Linked DNA regions of Homo sapiens: region 2 is linked to region 1. Evidence: chromatin loops called from intact Hi-C (ENCODE). Cell type or tissue: dorsolateral prefrontal cortex. All regions are shown on one strand.

Evidence for each region. Peaks named below come from ENCODE experiments on the same cell type or tissue, not always from the same donor. Only the 100,000 strongest peaks of a DNase experiment are listed, where the experiment ranks them.
Region 2: a loop joins it to region 1, with 2.1 times the contacts of the local background. A loop is called at or near these places in 5 of 110 quality-filtered maps.

What each region holds. Positions count from the first base shown.
Region 1 is chr9:8,844,372-8,846,871 of GRCh38, reverse strand. All of the region lies in intron 11 of PTPRD (protein tyrosine phosphatase receptor type D), which reads left to right. Among named protein-coding and RNA genes, the nearest start is that of PTPRD-AS1, 12 kb to the left of the region's middle. In dorsolateral prefrontal cortex, no CTCF peak of the experiment used is centred here; a DNase peak (open chromatin) is centred at 1,311; H3K4me3 peaks cover 1,741 bases; H3K27ac peaks cover 2,500 bases.
Region 2 is chr9:8,783,839-8,786,338 of GRCh38, reverse strand. All of the region lies in intron 11 of PTPRD (protein tyrosine phosphatase receptor type D), which reads left to right. Among named protein-coding and RNA genes, the nearest start is that of PTPRD-AS1, 73 kb to the left of the region's middle. In dorsolateral prefrontal cortex, no CTCF peak of the experiment used is centred here; no DNase peak of the experiment used is centred here; H3K4me3 peaks cover 1,026 bases; H3K27ac peaks cover 2,190 bases.

The DNA of each region.
Region 1 (2,500 bases):
AGTGGCTCCCTGTTTCTGTCTGTAAAAAGCATGAAATATTCCTTACCAAAAGGCACCTGGCCTTTGATGTCCTTTCCTCTGCTTTGTCTCTTGCCACCTTGCCATACTCATATTCATTTTCTCTTCCCCACTCCTTCCATCCCTAACACACACACACTTGAGCCATACTAAAGTATTTGCTGTTTCCCAGATGTACCACATTGACTCTTTCTACTGTAATTTTGAGCATGCTCTCTCTCTTCCATTTGGAATGTCCCCAACCCTTCCATTTTTGCCTGATTTTTTTCTTCCTTCAGGGCATAGCTTAGCTGACAACTCTTCCTAGAAAATTTCCCTCCTCCCAAGTCTGGGTACCTTTCTCTGGGCACTAAAAGAATACCGAATAAATTCTACATATAGTGTCTATCATAATGCATTGTAATTGCTTATTTTTACTCTGTTTTATTAGGAGTACCTGGAAGCCAATGTCCATGTCTTATTCCCAGTGACATCTCCAGCTCCTACTACATGGCCTGGCTCGGTGCAATAGTAATATTGGGATGTTATCGTTGAGTATTCTGTAAACAAATTAGTGTGCCCAGAAAACTCAGAGGTGAATTAGTTCACGGCCCAAATCTTACAACCCATCTGTTTAGGTTCTACAGTTTACGATGGTATTGTCTATTGCTCCTCTGTAATTAATTTTAATTTTATATTATTTTGAGTGAAGTTTCATTTACCTAGTTCCTTACCAAACCAGGACAAAGCCAAATCTCAGTAGAGTGTGTGTATCTACTCATATGCCACTAGACAAGACAAATCTGCCTTTACATCTGGCTGTGGTAGCAATTCCCAGATGCACTTAATTCTGACACATGGCCATTATTGAACCAAAAGCAATTGCCTGGCATGATTATAGTTCTTATTTGTTTTCGTTTTAAGGGGCCTCATCCAGGCTGCCAAATGTACAACAGGTGCCTTGGTTTTATACTTGCCAATCTGTTGTTATTCAAATGACCGCCCTAACAGAGACTAATGGTATCTAATAAAATTGATCTCGGTTCTGGCAAGCCAGACTCACAAGAGCAAGAGCCGTAGGAACTGCAGTGGGAAAATATGCTGGTGGTAAATGTGCCTGGTGAAGCACACACTTTTTTTGGGGGAAAGTGACGTATGTCTCACACATGGGCCTCTTGTTTATGTTGAGCTGTGGACATTTTCTGAAACCCAGTGTTACTTAGACACTAGGATTTGCAGTATCTAATCTTGTTTTTGATGTACTTGCTGGGTGGCATGGGACAGGATTGGCTGTGCCAGCTTATCAGTGAATGGCTGTGCCATGCCTGTAAGGCACAGCCAGGCTGTCTTTCATGCCAAACAGCTGGCATATTTGATGGCTTGTATTTCCTATTGTTAGAAATTTGCCTCACTGATTTCACAGGGCCTTGTAAAGTCTTGAATATCGCCAGAGCTAGCCAGGAGAGGAGTATGTCAGGTTGCAACCAAGAGCTAATATTTAAATACTGTATTCAAATGACATGTACGATTTGGCGACTTTTTTTCTTTATAGGACACTGACTGAAGGAAAGCTTTGCCATCAAAGGAGATAACCTCTTGACAACTGGCCTTGCAAACTTTTTCAAAAGTATAAGTGGTGTTAACTGTTAGGACCAGGTCTCAGAGGAACACAGAATTGTGTGTTTTTTTTTGTTTTTGTTTTTTTTTCCTGCAAGGATTTTAGAGACCTCATTTTATTCACTCACTCACTTGTGTTCCCATTTATACATCCATTCTTTAAAGCACCAGACATTAAACTATGCTAAATGCAAAGTACTGTGGGAATATAAGGCTGAGTAAAGCACTATTATACTTGTCAGTGCAAGTATAATTTGCACTGACAAATTTTAGAGATCTGGATTTTTAAGATTTTAGAAAACTTGTGCCGGTAATGTCCATTTTTAATTGGAGAGCTTTATGTTGTCATGTGGAAAAAAGCTACTCAAATTCCACCATGATAGTAGAGCTTACTGGTTTCATTAAATAATAACACCAACTACCAAAGTAGGAGATGGGGGTTAGAGCCTTAGCTGCCTAGCCACACTTCACTTTGCTCCACAGTTAATTGAGCTCATGTAATTTCCTGTGACCTAGCATATAGAATAGCTCTTAGCTTGGGATTTGGCTATTATTGGACCATCTTTTTGTATTATTTATACCCATCTTCCTTGAAAAAGGATTTGTGGCAGCTATTAAATCATATGCTTCATTATCCTTAATAAATCACCTTGGTAGAGCAGACAATGGATTATTGTACAGATGGTTAGTTTCTATGAGAAATTTTTTAAAATATGCATAATCTTGGCCTCATTTTGAGTGATATTTTATTTCAAGGCTTTTAAAAATGATAGAAACCTTTAAAAAGTATACCAAACTGCTCAGTGACTATTGTTCATATTAAATAAAAAATATGCTTAGTAAAAGGAATGTAAATGTGATTAACAATTTTTTAAAATATATTAAG
Region 2 (2,500 bases), 61 kb after region 1:
GCAAAAATAGAAATAACCACGGCATTGAACACACTTCAGTAATTGTTTTAGTTGAATTTATAGGATTAAAACAATTTCAGTGTTGACTGTTTAACAAAATGAAACTCATAGTTAACACAGGAACAAGTTCAATTATCTCTGAGTCGTTAATTTATGAATGGTTCCATGGCCATTTTCCATAGTAATGCTGAATCCCTCCCACCCTACCTTGTTCATATTCTGGGTCAGTATCTGAATTGCCACTAGCGGTGAACAATGTGTATGAGGTACACACACACACACACACACACACACACACACACACAACAAATTAAGCGGCTTCTCAGACTGCCTGTCTGGTGTTTGTTATCTATCTGTAGCAATTGGAAGTGATTCTGTTGGGCCATCTAAAGTGCACATTATAAAGGAAAAAGATTTTGCTTTTGTTTCCTTACTAGTAGCCATAGAAACTTTTAAAAACCATCTGTAATACATTACAGGAGAGTTTTTGTGTTCCTTATGCTTTTGCTAGTTTCTATTTGTATTATCTGTATATTGACTATAACCTCAGCTACCCTAGTTTGAAGCTTTACTTTAACTTACTGAACTTGAAGGAATTACAGATATTTTTACTCAATGGCCAGCATAACCACTCCTTGTTTAGCCACAGTACTTTTATATGGCTTCAGTGTGCTTTTATTTTTGTACTTTATTTGTTAAGCCGACTGGCAGTAATTCTGTGACATGGCTTTGACTGAGGAGTTGTAGCTGGTAGCCACAGCCTAGCTGATGGTCTTTAATATGGAGGCAGAGGGGCTGGCAGGAAGCAATAGTAAGGCGATTCACATTAGTTTCTTTTACTGCAAGTGTGAATACACACTATAGGTCATCAAAAGGATATTCAGGATTTTGTATTGTGGTTTGGACAGAACCATGACTATGTGAATTTACTGAAAAGGTTCTTGTTCTTTTGCCTTTGTAGCTAATCATATGTAATACAAGTCCCCTACTCCAGCCAGATTAAAACCATGGGTAATTCCTTTTGCACTAACTCTTAACATCTTCAATAGTTATGCCGGTATGACTGGGTTTCTCTTTCATTGATTAGTGTTTTTTTCCCCTGTTATTCTTCATCATCTCCTTGTTTCAGTCTCTTTTAAATATGTGTTCCCTCTTACCAAATTTCTTTTCTTGTACATATTTGTGTCTATACACCAAGTCCTGATTTTTGGTGGGCTGTGGGAGGCCTTGTTGTTTCTATTGAACAGCTTCATAAGGAGCCCAGCTGTTAGCTGTCAAGGGTTTTCTCTTTTATTAGTCTCAGAAGGCAGGACTGGCAGGGTGCAGCATGTTGGTACAAGATCCCAGCTGTTGTAATGGTGCTCTCGGAGTCCCTGATCATTTGAAACTTGAAGAAAATTTGACCTTATCATGGAAGTTGTTTCTGTTTGTTCATTTGTTTGTTTTTGAGGGGCTCGCAGTGCAAGATAAAAAGATGTAAATGATAACTGTAAGATATGGAGGCAGTATAGAGAAAAACGCGTGTTTCTGCTTTTCAAACTTTTTAGTAGCAGACATTTTTGGTATGGAGAGTTTAAGATACAGGGGGGATGTTAACTAATGTGGATGTAGAGAAATTTGTCCTGGCATATCTTTATTTGGTAAGCAGGCTAAGCAAACTTAGCAAAATTTATTCACGCTTTAAAAACATGAGATAAGAGCTCTTTCTCAGAGGCACACTCTTAAAAGTTTTGCCGAATTGGAAAGGTTCTGACGCTGTTTAATTAAAAGAAAAATGCAATAAAACCAGATTCTGTTTAAAAGGATTTTGCTTCTTTATGTAGCCTTGTCTTTCAGGTTCTCTGGGTGGCTTCTCTATGCCAGGATCCTTGGGAATAGTTTGATAAGCCGACCAAGTTATTGAATAAAGAGAATCATACACCTTAAGCAATGAAAATATCTGCCTTTACTTCATTGTGAAAGATTGACAGACAAGAACACACGTAATAGCATGCATTTACGTTTAAGAAATGAAATTTATTTAAAACTGGGAACCTTGAGAGAAAAGCTTGGTTGGGACTGAGTCATTACCCAGTTAAAAATAACCTTTCCAGGTCATGTCGTTTTGTTTGCCACAGTGAAATAAGTTTATTTCAGCAGAATGAAGCCATTATTAGCTTGGCAGAGTCCACTTGTCAGAATTTTATGGAGCACAACACCGTTTGGCTGGGAAATTCAATAAATACTGTAATGTGAGAGGAGTTAAACTCCAAGGGCTGAAGGGGCAAAGAGTGGAGGATTTGTTGCTAATTCATTGTTTCACAGCTCCAATAAGAAAGCATGAGGATATATGACGAATTATCATTAGAGGTCAGGCGCACAACCCTTTCGTGAATTACCAAAGCAGCAGGACTTGTGAGTAAAATAAAAACTTTAAGCTGTGTTAGGATGTATAGCACTGAAGGGGTAGCGTAAATATTGAGTGTCTCGATGCTCAAGTTTTTTATTTTTCTTTTTTGGA